2 separate regions of the Mus musculus genome follow, and region 1 is linked to region 2. The links are chromatin loops, found by intact Hi-C in ENCODE. Cell type or tissue: heart. All regions are shown on one strand.

Region 1 (8,000 bases), 230 kb before region 2:
CACAATTAAGATAAAATAAGTCTTTAACCAAAAACAGAGGGGTGGGAAGAAGAGGAGAAAGGGGGAAAGAAAGAAACATGAGTGAGCGAGACTATGCTGCTTATATGGCTGGGTATGGTGGCACATGTGTAATCCATCCCTAGGGAGGACGGCTCAGGAGGATCAGAAGTTCAAGGCCAGTATGAGCTGGGTACTGTGTATGTGGATATACACAGACACACGTACATGGACATACACACACATATATATGGATTCACCACCCTCCTCTACTCTCTTCTCTTTCATTTAGTTTTACTTCATCCTTCTCTCTCTCTCTCTACCTTGTCTTAAGGTCCATCGTCATAACTGAAATTATCACAGTCTCTCTCCAGAGCAGGGGTTCTCAACCTATGGGTCGAGACCCCTTGGAGGGAGGTCACATGTCAGGTATCTTTATATATCATATGTTTACATTATTATTCATAACAGAAGCACAATTACAGTTGTGAAGTAGCAGTGCAGATAATTTTACGGTTGAGGGCCACCACAGCCTGAGGGATTGTATCAAAGGGCCATGGTATTAGGGAAGTTGAGAACCATGGCACTAGTGGCTCTACTGAGAGGGGGGAAGGGGAGTGCAGTTCAGGGAGAAGGAAGGCTCAGGTCTAAAAATGGAGAGTACATGGACAACAGAAGAGAGAGAAGCTGGAAACTGGTGGAACCGGTCGGATGAAGTTTAAGTTGGTAGTGAGTAAAGATTAAAAAGTAAACAAATAGCTTGAGTTTCTGAAAGTGGAAAAACGGGATTCTAGATTCTGTCACCTAGTGAACATTAAGCTCCGAAAATAGGTGTAGTGCCAGGCCAGACATGGTGGCACATGCCTAGGGTCTCAGCACTTAGGATGCAGAAGCAGGATTTTCAAAAGTTGGAGCCCTGCCTGGCCTACATAGAGTTCCAGGCCACCCAGGGTAACGTTATGAGGCCTTATGGTGGTTTAAACAAGAGTGGCCTCCGTCAACTCAAACGTTTGGAAATTTGGTCCTCAGTTGGTGGAATTGTTTGGGAAGGATTAGGGGGTGTGGCCTTGCTGGAGGAAGTGTGTCCTGTGGTGGCAGGATTTGAGGCTTGTACCATCCCTCCTGTCCTCTCTGCCTTTTTGCAGATCCAGATGTGAGCTCTCAGCTATCCCTGCCACCACACTTTTGCTCCACCATCATGGGCTCTAACCCTCTGAAACTGTAAGTGCGATCAAATGCTTTCTTTTTTATTTAAAGATTTATTTATTTTTATTCTGTGTATAAGGATGGTTTGCCTGCATGTATGCCCAGGCATTATTTGCATGTAGTAACCCTGGAGGCCAGAAGGGGGCTTCAGATTCCCCTGGAACTAGAGTTACAGGCAGCTGTGAGCTGCTCTGTGGGGAGTTGGGGATTGAACCTGGATCCCTACAAAAGAGAGGTCAGTGCTCTTAACCACTGAGCCATCTCAGCAGCCTCAACAGTTGGTTAGTATTAAAACTTAGGAGAGAACTGGTGTTAACTTAGAACACGCTTGACCAGTTCTCTGCCAGGCTGTCTCCACCAACACATTGGAAGTCATTGGTGTGCAAGGGTAGAAAACCATGTGCCAAACTCTATCATGATAGCCTGGTACGCAAAATGAAGACATGTGAAATAGAACATCACCGTCAACATCACAAATACGGGTCATACCCAGTTTGTTTAGGGGAACAGGCCAATGATTGAAGAGTCACACCCAAGCACATTGTGATGTTGTGTTCTGAGGTAGGGCCATGTTATATAGCCCGGGCTGGCCTCGAACTCACAGCAATCTTCTTTCCCCAATTTCCCAAGGGGCCACATTGTTATCCTGATCTGTAGCAGGATGCTTGGCCTTATTCAAGTCCATATCTCCAGGGCATATACTAGACATTTAATAAAACTTAACAAATGAATAAACTTACAGGTCTTTTACATAAACCATCTTACAAGGGGTTTTTAATTATTTTTTGTGCGGGGTCTCATTATGTAGCACAAGGCTGGCCTCAAACTTGACAGCCCTCTTACCTCAGCCTCCTACCTTGCCTCCCAGACATCAAGAGATTGAAGATAGATTGGAGACAAGCACCAATGTAATTGTGCTTATGTAATGGAAAATCTATAAGACCCAGAAATAATGGACTCATGGGGCCCCAGGACTGGTGGATTCAAGACTTCGCACATCCTATGCCAATGCCCTATGACTGAACTACATCACCCACCTCATATGACATTTTTTAGCAGACAAAACTCTACAGTAAATAAACCAATGATTCCAGGAGCCAGGGACCACAGGAGGTTGACTATAGTGGTATAGGAGCAGGGAGGCTCCTGGTTGTGGTACTGGTTATGTGTCTTTTTATTATTAATTTTATTTATTTATTTGTCCATTTGTTTATTGGATTCTTGACAGGGTTTTTTTCTGTGTAGCCCTGGCTGTCCTGGAACTCACTTTGTAGACCAGGCTGGCCTCAAATTCAGATATCTGCCTGCTTCTGCCTCCCAAGTGCTGGGATTAAATGTGTGTGCCACCACCATCCAACTTACATATGTGTCTTTTACAACCACACATTTAAAAAAATGTCAACGTTAACTGGGTGTGCTAGTACATGTCTGTAATTCCAGCACCCTAGAAGTTGAGAAGGATGGCAAATTCTCAGCCAATGTGAGGTATGTAAGCCAGCCTGAGTTACATAGTGAGACTCTTTCTCAAAAATAGTCATGTTTACTGTGCGTCGATTCTTTAAAAATAAATATATGGAAAGGGAGTTGTGTAACCACCAAATGACTTAAGCAGCATTAACAGGAATCTAAAATCCACACACAATCACAAGCCTTCCACACACTAAAGTAATGAGATTTCATGTAAGGCTGTTTCTACAATGCTTACCCAGCTCACACAAAGCCCTGAATTCTACCCCAGCATCACATAAACAGGACATTGGCGAACATCCCTGCAATCCCAGCACTTGGGTGGCGGAGGCAGAAGGGTCCAAACTCCAAGGTGAGCCTCAGCTGCAGGAGACTCGATATCAAGAAAAGCAAGAACAAAAACCATAACAAAGACTGTGTCCATCACATCCGTTTTACTGGGACATTGACAAAATGAGAAGTAGCCAAGGAAGTGACCAAAAAACGGTTAGGGGATGCTAAGCCTGGGTACATTTAGCCTGGAGGGGAGAGAAATTTACACAGTAACCTATCTACTAAGTTAGGAAAGGTGCCCACTAGTTTACTGAGGCAGCCTGAGAAAAACCCCTAGCTGCAAGAAGACAGACCTCAAATCACTGAAGAAAGACTCTGGGATCATTCGAGTTGGGAATGACGTGCCTAGAGAGGCAGGGAGCTTTCTACTCCTGGGAATCACTGAGATTGTTCCAGCAGATGTTAAATAACCGCATGTCAAGATTATTGTTGGCAGGATTACTTCCTGAGTAGGAGACTGGTCTACTTAACCTCTAAGGTCTCAACCAACTCAATTCCTGTATCCTGCTTTATAAACGATGCTGTAAATCACCCTGGCCTCATGTGTGTCTCCAGCTCCCTGCGGTTCATTACCAGGCATGTTTATATACTGAGCACTTCCCAATCATCATGGACGTCAAACATAGTTCCAAAGAAGCGTCCAGGATGCTGCTTTATGCCGTCTCACCAGCCACGGGGAAGGAGAGATGCAGACAGTGAGATGGCTCAGAAGGTTATTGCTGCTCCATCTGGCAACCGGAGTTCAATCCCTGGAACCCACATAAAGGCAGAAGGAGAAAACCAACTCCACAAAGCTGTCCCTGATCTTTGCACACCCACTGTGGCACATTTGACCACACATCACCAAGCACACATTCACAGTAACAATGTATTTACTAAAATGTCTAGTGGATGAATAGAAAAAATTTACCCTGGTTAGGTGCTTGTGTTCTCTTTAATGTGTCTGTCTGTCTGTCTGTCTGTCTGTCTGTCTGTCTGTCTGTTTTAGACAGGTCTCACACAGCCCAGGTTGTCTTCAAACTCCCTGTGTGTCTGAGGATGACCTTGAATTTCGGATTCTGCTGCCTCCATGTGCTGTGCTCTGGGAGGATGATTCTAGTTCTCACTTTCTTTGTCTCTATTTCCTCTTTCATAAGGATGGCCTGAATTCAGGGTTCTCCTGCCTCCACTTCGCAGTGCTGGTACTACAGGTGTGCACACTGCACCTCAATGCTACTTTCATCTTTTAAAGTTATTATTTTAACTGAGTGAATAAACTGTATTTGAAGAAATGGCAACTACCAAAGGGGGTGGGGTGGACTATTAAAGCTAGGACAAAGTCAGTCCCTCTGCATGCCAGAATGTGTTGTGTAGTCCCTATGGGAAGCAGGTTAGCAAAGCAAGGGGTCTGTCAACTAGGTGGAGGCTCGTGCCTGTAATCTTATTACTGGGCAGGATGAGGCAGGAGAATTACAAATGGGCTATATAATGAATCCAAAGGCAGCCTGACTGGAGTGGGAGCCCATCTTTGAATGAATGAATGAGTGAATGAATGAGTGAATGAATGAATGAATGAATGAATGAATATTTAAAACCAATTTCCCTAGAATACACTAACATACATTTGCTTACAACTGCAGGATTGCTTTACTATATAAACACAGCAGAATTAATTTAGTCCCTGATCATCTGAGAAAATACAGAACAATATAATAAAGACATCTGTAAAAGAACCGGCATAGTCCTCACAAATGCTAGGTCTCCATAAACTCTCTGAATTCTATCTGAAGTCTGCTTGATGTAGTTAACAGTGATTTTTGCATTCCAGTGTATAATCAACACTCACTCCGCTTCGTAACTGCTGTCCTAAGAACTGGCCACACGGTGTCACTATTGTCCTAGAGAAAAACTTCAACGACGCTCCTCCCCCGCCACCCTTCCTGTTGTTTTTTTGTTTTGTTTTCTTTTGTTTTGTTTTTTTCCTGTGTCTTTTTTTCCCCCTTTAAAATTAGCATTTGGGGTGGCGGGGGTGGGGGAGGGGGTGTGGAGGGGGGAGGGGAGAGCCTGGAGAATTGGCGTTGAGGTTAAGAGCTCTTGTTGCTATTGCCGAGGAGCTGATTTTGATTCTCAGTATCCACACAGTGGCTCACAATCATCCAGAACTTCAAACGTGTTATAAAAATGTACATGCTGGGAAAACACTCATGCATATAAAAATGTGTGTGTGTGTGTGTGTGTTGCCCCTGTGTCAGAGGACAACTCTGTGGAGTTGGCACCTGTTTGTGAGTACTTCCCAACTTTTCAGAAGGGCTGGCTTCAAGGTAAGCACATTTTTTCGTACTTATTTTGCCAACCCACAAAGTCCTCTTAAAAGAACTAAGTCCTGCTCATGGTGTGAGAAGGAAGTGTCAAAAAGAGTGTTTCCTTAAAGTTTTGTGGGGTTTTTTGGGGGGAGGGGGAGTTTCGAGACAGGGTTTCTCTGTGTAGCCCTGGCTGTCCTGGAACTCACTCTGTAGACCAGGCTGGCCTTGAACTCAGAAATCCGCCTGCCTCTGCCTCCTGAGTGCTGGGATTAAAGGCGTGCACCACCACGCCCGGCTCCTTAAAGTTTTGAATTAATTAACCTCCCTTTAAATTTATTTTTATTTGTATGGTTATCTTTGCCTTCAGGCATGGCTGTGGACCATGTGCATGCAATGCCTGATGAGGCCACAAGAGGGCATTTGTTTCTCTAAAACTGGAGTTGACGGTTGTTAGCCACCATGTGGGTGCTTGGTGCCAAACCCTGATCCTCCGGAAGAACTCCAGTGGTCTTCCTCACTGAGCCAGCCAGTGTGCCCCCTCTCCCTTTAAAAAACTTTTGTTAAAAAAAAAAAAGTTTCTTTGTTTGTGGGGGAGAGCTTGCTCTTCTGGCTGGCATGGGGTAATTTTTAGTTGTTGGCCCTTCTACCATTTGGGTTATCTATATCAAACTTAGATTATCAGCCTTGGCAGCAAGTGTATTTCCCCAATACGATACCCCCCCCCCCCCGAATCCCCATTTTTTGTTTGTGTGTGTGTGTGTGTGTGTGTGTGTGTGTGTGTGTGTGTTTGAGACAGTTTTTGTTTGTGTAGCCCTGGCTGTCCTGGAAGCCCTGGCTTTCCTGGAACTCACTCTGGCCAGTGACCAGGCTAGCCTCAAACTCAAGAGATTCCCCTGCCTCTGCCTCCCCAATGCTGGGATTAAAGGCTATTGCCAACCTCCCAGTTATCCTTTTAATCGGCAGAAGAGCACTATATTTTTCTCCTAGGGGTTGTGTGGGTTTTTAAATAGAGATAATATTGACATAATTTGTAGCCAAGGCATAGGCACCTGTAGTCCCAGCTACTTGGAAGGACCAATTACAAGGAGGATCATTTGAGCTGAGACAGCAAGGCTAGCCTGCAATAAATACTGATGCATGTCTCTAAAAACAAACAAACAGGGTTAGCAAGATGGTTCCAAGCTGTGGTGGTTTGAATAGGTTTGGCCCCTAAGACACATGTGCTTAAATGCTTGGCCCACAGGGTGTGGCACTATTATGAGGTGTGGCCTTGTTAGAGTAGGTGTGGCCTGGTTGAAGGAAGTGTGTCGCTGTGGGGTGGGCTTCGAGATCTCCTGTATGCTCAAGCCAGGTCTAGTGTGGCATTCACTTCTGCTGCCTGTGGATCCAGGTGTAGAGCTCTCAGCTCCTTCTCCAGCGCCATGTCTGGCTTGAGGCTGCCATGTTTCCCCACCATGATGATAATGGACTAAACCTCTGAAACCATAAGCCAAGCCCCAGTGGAATGCTTTCCTTTATAAGAGTTGCCTTGGTCACAGTGTCTCTTCACAGCAATAGAACCCTATGTAAGACAAGAGCACATAAGCATTGGCTTCGCAAGCCCGACTACAAAGCAGGAGGTTGGCTGAGAACTTTCTGCTGCTGAACAGCTTCTTATAGTTACTTAGTGTGGGAAACCACATAACAGCCCTGTGTCCTGGTGCTGCTGGGAGTTATGTCTGTCTACTATTGCTAAGGGGAGCAGCACACAACCATCTTTGCATCATCTACCTGACCATGACTCTTCCTCTTGGGCTCCACGAGGTATAAGCAAAAACCCAGAAATAAGCATACAAACAGTTTTGGTTTGTTTCATGTATAATCTCATACCATAAAGGACTTCTTATTCCTTAACTTTATTTTATGTGTATGAATATTTGCTTTCATCTCTGTGCACCACGTGAATGCCTGGTGCTCTCAGAGGCTAGAAGAAGGCATCAGATCTGGAACTGGAGCTACAGATCATAGTGATGCCACTCTATGTGGTGCTGGGAATCAAACTCAGGTCCTCTGGAATAGCAGCAGTTGTAATCACTGAGCCATCTCTCCAGCCTCCTTGTTCTCACTGCTGTAAGATCTATTTATTTTATGTATGTGAGTACACTATCGCTGTCTTCAGACACACCAGAAGAGGGCATCAGATCCCTTTACAGAGGGCGTCAGATCCCTTTACAGATAGCTGTGAGCTACCATGTGGTTGCTGGGAATTGAACTCAGGACCTCTGGAAGAACAGTCAGTACTCTTAACCACTGAGCCATCTCTCCAGCCCTCTCTAACTGTTCTTGAGAAACAACCATTTCCCCCCTACCTGCAGGAACAAAAACATCAAACCTGCTCTCACTTTTACCAGTTTAGTAGAATAAAATCGAGCAAGCAGGGCTGGACAGATGGCTCAGCAAATAAGCACTTGCTGCTCTCCCAGAGGACTAAGTTCAATTCCCAGCTCCACACTGTGCTATTCACAACTGCCCAGAGTACAGTTCTGAAGTCAGATGTGATAGAAGGCTTGCTTGTGAATGATCAAGAGGCATTTTGCCGTCACAAGCTAAGGTGGAGGAGAGGCCCAAAGTGCGCAGCACAGCAGATCTGACTCTTAGAAGACAACAAGTTGGTGCTGGAGAGATGGCTCAGCGGTTAAGAGCACTGACTGCTTTTCCAAAGGTCCTGAGTTCAAT
Region 2 (8,000 bases):
CAAAAAGATAGCTACAAGAAAATGAGAATTTGAAAACTGACTGGATATTTGACGATGATTTCAGGTTCAAATATTATTATTTTGAGACAAGATCTTTCTTGCTACATACCTGGGGCTCCTCAAAATTGCTGTCTTCCCACCTCAACCTCCCTGGCGCTGGATTACAGGTGCCACCACAACCAACCTAATTATGGGAAAATTGAAGTTTTTTAATTTGATAGTTGATCCTTAGTCTTAAAGGTATGGCCATAAAATTTTATGGACCTTAACAAGATATGTGCCATTTGGTTTAAAAATGTCTAATGAGGGCTCTGGAGAATGGGTAAATAAAACAAGATGTAATCAATGGCTGGTGAATGTGCAGGCTGGGTTACACATATCCAGGCATTAGTCTATTTATAGGTTTCACTTTTGAAAAATGCTTGAAAATCTTCACCATAAAAATAGAGGGGCTGAGAAGATGGACTGGCTGGTAAAGCGCTTTGTAGTACAAGCTTGAAGGCTTCAGTAAATGTCCCAAGCACCAACATAAAAAAGCTGGGCATGGAGGCATACTCTTGCAATCCCAGATTTGGGGAGGAAGAGACAGGAGAAGCCCTGGCTATCCCTAGCCAGCCAGTCTATCCTATGGACAAGCTCAGCCCAGCAAGAGACCTTGCCTTGACAAAAGCCAAGGCAGATGCTGCCTAAGGAGGAATGAAGATCCTCACGGTTGCTTCCTACCTTCCACACACTTGTACTTGCATGCACATGAACATGCACAACACACACGGCTTTTGAAGAAAGAGAAAGGAATGTTAAAGATATCTTCAGTGGCTAGTTCTTTCTGAGAACTCCCTCTGACGTGTACCGATGGTTTATTACTATGATACTGTGGAGAGCCGTGAGCAATCGCCATCATGAGCCTCCGCTGTGCCTAACTGGTAAACAAGTAGTGTGCGCAGGTGCAAGAGTAAATTCGTGCCAAGTCACTGCCCATCCCGGGGCGTAGTAGTGGGATGATGAGTGAGCAGCTAATCAGGAGCTGACATGTCACACGGAGGGGTATATAAGCAGCACCATTTTCCTTGTTCGGGGTCTTCCTTCGGTTGAAGCAATAAAGCTTTGCCGTAGAAGAATCCGGTTGTCCAAGTGAATTCTTGCTGGCGAGATACTAGCTCGGGATATGATACTTCATCTGCTTTTGTTCCTTCAGGGACCCCTGAGAGTCTCTCAAATTTTGCTATGGCCCCTTGAAATTCATCTATTGCTTCATTTTTTTGTGTTTGAGCCATAATCGCAAGGTAGATTTAGCTGTGCCCCCAACATATTAATCTAGGATTACATTTTCCCAGTAGGAGGCACTGTCCTCAAAGCCAACTTCTTGGGCTTCCTTCCCTGCCTGCTCTCTAAGCTGCTTCCCACAGGGCCATCCTGCAGATGACTGCACCTTAGTGGATTTCTTAAAGCAAATTAGCTTCTAGAATAATCTCCCACCTCTTGGCTGCTAAAGTCTGAATTGGTATTTCCTCCATACCTAAGGTGCCCTCTTATTCTTTTTTTTTTTTTTAAGGTTTATTTATTTATTATATGTAAGTACACTGTAGCTGTCTTCAGACACACCAGAAGAGGGCATCAGATCTCATTACAGATGGTTGTGAGCCACCATGTGGTTTCTGGGGTTTGAACTCAGGACCTCCGGGAAAGCAGTTAGTGCTAGTAACTGCTGAGCCCTGCGCTTCTTCTTAAATTCTTAAATATATAAATGTTGTCCTTCCACTTCAGGAAGGGGGCCTCATTTCCTAATCACTTCACCTTGTTATTTAACTTGTAAGTTTAACTTGTGTCTGCAACTTTAATGCATAGTCTGAACAGATGCTATTAGAATTTGTGGGGCATGGTGGAAACTACAATTTTGAGGGCCCTCTTTGAGAAAAACAATACCAGATTATGATTATAAAGTTAAGTGGGAAAATGACCATTTGCTTAAAAGAAGTATGTAAATTACAACCAAGATGAACACCACAAATGGCACAAAATTCAGGAATAAAAAAAATGAACCTAAGGTGACCATTGAGCTACAGCCCCAGCCCACTCATTCTTAATTATTTATTTTCTGGAACCATCTTATAGTAACTTTGCCCAGCATTTTAAGCTGCATAGACTTTTTGATTATTTTTTTCCTACAACTGATTTTGCAATATTTTCTATGTTGAGTATAAAGATTAAATATAGAAGTATTCCAGTTCTTTCTCTGAAACTGCACACCCCTGGAGAGTTTTAAATTTATTTTGAATGGTTTCTTGGGAAATAGCTCCCTTTGCGATGGTATGCATATAGGTCCCCCCCCCCATCCCACTTATACCTTTACACATCTGCGTGCAGTCAGTTTTATTAAGCTGTAGGTGAACCTCTGTGGTTGTGCTCTCGCCCAGTGGGTAGAATGACTGTCCTATTTAAAGTATGGAGATCTTGAAATGCCATTGAAGGCTAAAAACATTTTGCTGTATTTTGAAATGCAGTTTTTATTGTAACCTTTATTCATCAGAATTGCCAAAGGATGTGTAATCAGATTGAAACTAAACATTGAATTGTTTTGACCTTCTATAAAATGGTATTAAGTAAACGGTGTCACTAATACTTGAAAATGCTATGCCTTTGTATCATTTAGGCATCTCTACCTGTATACCAAATAAAGCATCTCATAGTGATGTCCCAAACTGAATAACACCACTGCCTTAGATCAATCATTCTGTGTACAGGGGAAGGGTACAAGCCACTCTGACATTTAGAAATGTACATGGGATTTTTTCATTCATGGTGACTGACATGCAACTTTTAATTCTTCCACAATCACTCTCCAAAAAATTATGAAGTTCTCCTTGTTCAATACTGTAGAATCTTCAAATGAATACGCTGAATTCTGATCGTAGAACAATGATGTAGACATACCTGTGAAACTTACCTGGTTACAATAACAGGTAGTATGGGCATGTGTGTAAAACATATATTTTGAAGGTGATAATTCATTTCCTTGAGTTTTGCTAATGGTACCTTTTATTATATTCTCATGAGAATGGTAGAAGGAAATAAGATTTTTTATATTATTTAATATAATTTATACAACATTACATTAATATTTGCAGTATTTGGAGAAAATGGTTATGTGAAACACCTTTTGCTTCTGAGCACCGTGCTTGTGAATTTCACAAACACCAGTAAATGAAAATCAGTTTGTTTTTATCACTATATATTATTTAACTTTTTAATTATTTGGTGGTACACATATAGTCGATTCTAATTTTTCTTTTAATCACATAACTTACTATTATGAACATTTAAGTTATCTAAGTGCTTATTTATTTATTTTATGTGTGTGTCCTGGGAGTATGTATGTGCACTGTAAGCGTGCAGGACCCAACAAAGATGAGAAGAGAGTGTTAGAGTCCCTGGAAATGGATTTATAGTAGGTTGGGAGCATTTACACACATGGTATTTTTCCACTGTCTATCCATGCAGGCAAAACACCCGTACATAAACTTAAATCTTTAAAAAAGGAAAATTTAGCATTTATGTCTCACAGTAAGTAGAAACTTGAAAATTTTTTTATTGAATGTAATTAATCTAAAGTTAAAACTACCTGAGGATAATACTAGTAAATTCTTTTTTCTTTGGCCAAAATGGCATGTATAGTTAACCTATAAATGCATTTCTTCTTCTTCTTCTTCTTCTTCTTCTTCTTCTTCTTCTTCTTCTTCTTCAAATTTTAGAGTTTATCTGTTTGGGAACTTCCAAAATGCTCTGAGATTATGAAGTTATTTTGTGAAAGTAATTTTTATATTCCAGGAACACTGAAGGAAAAAGATGATGTCATAAGGAAATTGCACCTCTAAAACGTTAAAATTGTTATGTAAAAAGTGGCAGTCCTGACTTAAGTGTGAAGTCTCTCAAACTATTCTAAATGTACTTCTTTCCTAGCAAGAGACTTTTTTGTTTTGGTTTGGTTTTTGGTTTTTAGAGACAGGGTTTCTCTGTGCAGTCTTGGCTGTCCTGGAACTCACTTTGTAGACCAGGCTGGCCTCGAACTCAGAAATCCGCCTGCCTCTGCCTCCCAAGTGCTGGGAGCAAGAGACTTTTAAAAAGATTTGTTTGTAATCCCAGCACTAGGGTGGCTGGAGGCAGAAGCATAGTTTGGGATCAGCTTGGGTTACTCATTGAGTCAGACTCCAACATCAAAACAAGCAAAGATAGACAGCAGCAGCAAGAGGGGGAGCAGTAAGAGCCTGGTGATGTAGGTGAAGTCCCAGCACTTTGTACTGAAGCAGGAGTTCGAATCATTGGCCAGTTTGTGCTTCAGAGAGCTAGCCTGTCGGAAACCAAGCAACTGTATGGTTTTTTAATTTTTTTCCAAAACCACAACACCATGCAAGTCAAATACATTGCAAAAGGCCAAGCGTGCTGGCGCACCCCTTTAATAATGCCAGCACTCCCGGAAGAGGTAGGCGAGTGTCTCAGCAGAGGCAGGAGGAGTTTGAGGGTCAGCCTGGTCTACAGAGCAGCGCGAGTTCCTGGATAGCCAGGACTACGCACGGAAACGCTGTCTCAAAAAAAAAAAAAGGAAAAAAGAGACAAAGGGGGAAAAAAAGAAAAACCAAGCGCTACAGAAGAAAGAAGGGAAGGCTCGAACATACTGCCCAGAAACACATTAAAAACAAAGATCTCCACAAAAACACTTCCTGTCAGCCCCTAACATTCTGCTGAGCAATTTAACAATTTCTCGGGCGGGAGGGCGGGACTCCTCCTCCGAGGATTGTGGGAGGCTGCGGTAACGGCGCGTGCGTGGAAAGCAGAGCCGGGCCACTGCGTCCGCGGCCACGCCCACCTGTCCGCAAGGGCTGCCGGGAAAGCCCCCATCTTTAAGCGCGTTTGGCTGGCCCGCCGGCGCTCGGAAGTCCAGGCGCTTCTGTCGTTGTTCTTGAAGCTGTGGTGACCGTGGGATCCGAATCTTTGAGGTGAGCTTCTTGGAAACTGAGGAGAAGGTACGAAGGGCTGTGCTATGCGCAGGCCTCACCTTCCTCTCCGCGCCGCCGCGTGGGCCGCGCGGCCCGTGGCCGTGTGCTGGACCGCGGCCCGAGGGGGCGCGGGCCTCGGCGAGGCCACGGAGCGGGCCCCGGCCAGAGATGCGGGCGCCTGGGGCTTTCCACGTGGCAGGGATCCCGGCGGGCCGGTGTGGGAGGATGCGGCTCTCGCGGGGCCTTTAGGCAGAGGCTCGCCGCATCCTCACGGCGTCCTTTCGGTTTGTTCCTTGCACCCCTTTCCTGACTGGCCAGAGGCGGATGTTTCGGACCATTTAAGTCTTTAGGGTGGTCGGTGCGGGTTAAACGCGACAGGGTTCTGTGGGGACTGACTGGAGGCCGAAGAAGTGGGGGCCGCTATTGGGTTCCCAGCGTCGCTATCTTTTTTTTTTTTTTTTTTTCCTTCAAAGAACTGCCATTGCCATTCTGTCTTCAGTGTGAAACAGTCCCTAAATTGGGTAGGCCGCAGAAGTCTTGCAGGGGCTAACTAGGTCGTTATTGACCTGTGTCTCTGTAGTAATGAGAAGTGAGATTGTTGGTAGTGGGAGACAAACCAGCGCCTGTAACAGTAAATTCTGAAGTGGGACGTGTACTTCGTAGATTTCCCATTACAGGACCAGTGTATCGCCAGCAGTCTCCAGCATTTTGAGCAATGTCTCAAGAAATATACCAACAGTAACTCATAACTATATTCAGCTGCTGCAGATAAACTCTTCAAGAGCTGGTATACTTCCGTACAATATGGTAGGGTGGTTTAGTAAGGCGCTGAAAGCCAGTAAGACAGAAGATCCGGTTTGTGATTTCTAGCAAACCAGTATCACAGTCCCTCTTTATTCTAGGATTGTTGTCAGACCGTGAAACAGGAAAGTGGCTATAGAGTTAACCAGTGTAGTAGTGTTTTAGGCACATCCTTACCTTCCAGCGTCCCTAGTTTAAAATTTTTTGTATCTGTGCTCACAAGGTCCCATTTTTCTTGTATTCTCCTATATAGTGTCTAACACCGTAACTTTCATATCTGAACTCTATTTTCATTTTTACCAGTAATAAGTTTTGGTAAGTCAGCTGTGACTAATTTGAAAAGAAACGCAAATAATTGGCATTGAGGGCTATAGGAATATACTGCTGGCAGACTATAATACTGATATTTTTAAAGCTAGAAATGATTCAGGGGTAGTTAAGTGGACATTTTCTGCTTTTTTGTTTTTATCGCTGAACTTTGCTTTACCAACTACATGAAGAGTTTGGTTACAAAGTAGGATTTACTGGGAGGAGGGGTTGTTGATCTGAGTTTTCCATCCATAATCCAAGGTGTTGCTTTGTTGAGATGTATGAGAATTCATAGGGAAACCTGTAAGGTTAGGAATTCTTGAAATTAAAAAAAAAGTGGCATACTTTTTACTCATTCTCTTGTATTGACTATTATATAAAAATAATAACCTTCCTACCAGTGTGAGAAACTTTACAGATAGCCACAATGGCTGAAAATGGAGATAATGAAAAAATGACTGCTTTGGAGGCCAAAATCTGTCATCAAATTGAGGTATGATTCTTGTGTTGTTAAATTGTAACTTAAGATGAAAACAGAACATCTAATAGCGATATGTGGGCTTTTCAAACAACTGGCTTAGCTTTGATTCTTGGAGTTAATATGAATGTATTCATATTAGGGCAAAGTTAGAAGTCTCAAGAATTACAGACATTCCAAAGGTAACACTGTAGACTGGTGTTTATTTTTGAGACACAGAGTTCCCAAGTCTGTAAAATGGAGGTAATATTTGTAAGTTGATGTGAAAATTAATGGTGTGCCTAATATCTAACAAGCTAGCATAAATTCCATGGTAAAGTACTTCTGGTCAAATAATAGTTTATTCTATCTAGTTAGTTCTCTTCTAAAAAGTTAACATAACTTTTTAACAAATTATGCATTTCAAAAGTCCTGTTAGACTGTTCTCCACTTCTCTCTCTGCGTGCACTTAGCCCCTTCTCTCTTTCTCTCTTTCCTGCCCCACTTCCCCATGGAGACTTCCCTGGCCTTCATCCTTGGGGCCAGTGATCTTGCCCATCTAAGATCAGCTTCCCAATAAACCTGCATTTAATATAATCTTAAAAAAAAAAGAAAGAAAGAAAAATAACAAAAGTCCTGTTAGCATTTCAAATTTAGGTTTAGATGGAATGTTGTCAGTAACAGTATGGCTGTGGGGAAATTGCCCATAAATTGCTTTTATGCCATGAAATAACCATTGGTTAGTGTGTGTGCTCTTTTTTTTCCATTTCTTAGCTGTTTTGGTTTTGTTTTAACTTGTACTCCTTTGTCCTTTAAATTGTTCTGCTTTTATTTTTCTTTTCTCATATTTTCCCCCTTCTGAGTAATGGAGATCAAACTCAAGGCATGCTAGGCAGTCACTCAGTGAGCTGTAGGCATTTGCGGCTACAAATGTTGTCTGATTTTTTTAAAAAATTATTTATTTTTATGTGCATTGGTGTTTTGTCTGCATGTATGTCTGTGTGAAGGATCCCCCGGAACTAGAGTTACAGACAGTTGTGAGCTTCTATGTGGATGCCAAGAATTGAACCTGGGTCCTCTGGAAGAGCAGCTAGTTCTTTTAACTGCTGAACCATCTCCAGCCCCTTTTGTTTGATTGGGGGAAAAAATTGTGTTTTCTTAATAATTGCAAAAGCAGTGATAAGATAATTTGCTGTTTAATGCTTGGAACAATAGCAAATTTGTTATAGAAAAGAATAATGTTCCTCCCACAGCCTGCAGCCTCACATCTCTCCCTCTTGAGATATTCAAGGTTAAAAGCCTTTTCATACTCCATGTTCAAAATACATTTTATTTTTAGTGTACTTTATGTGTATGGATGTTATGTCTACATGTATGGCTGTGTGCCGTGTACATGCCTGGTGCCCTCAGAAGCCAGAAGTGTGCACTGGCTCCCCTAGGAC

What was found. Hi-C counts contacts between places; a loop is a spot of excess contacts. Peaks named below come from ENCODE experiments on the same cell type or tissue, not always from the same donor. Only the 100,000 strongest peaks of a DNase experiment are listed, where the experiment ranks them.
Region 1: it touches region 2 in a loop (2.3-fold over the local background); 6 of 42 quality-filtered maps call a loop at or near these places.

Annotation. Positions count from the first base shown.
Region 1 is chr2:69,630,308-69,638,307 of GRCm38, forward strand. No RefSeq gene overlaps it. Among named protein-coding and RNA genes, the nearest start is that of Bbs5, 13 kb to the right of the region's middle. In heart, CTCF peaks have their summits at 1,333 (motif pointing right), 4,843 (motif pointing right) and 5,698 (motif pointing right); no DNase peak of the experiment used is centred here; H3K4me3 peaks cover 611 bases; H3K27ac peaks cover 642 bases; H3K27me3 peaks cover 254 bases.
Region 2 is chr2:69,856,722-69,864,721 of GRCm38, forward strand. Ssb (Sjogren syndrome antigen B) reads left to right here and starts at 4,841. Exons shown (of 12, transcript NM_001110145.1): 1 at 4,841-4,991; 2 at 6,503-6,594. The coding sequence starts at 6,529. In heart, a CTCF peak has its summit at 1,336 (motif pointing right); DNase peaks (open chromatin) are centred at 4,490 and 4,860; H3K4me3 peaks cover 2,583 bases; H3K27ac peaks cover 1,922 bases.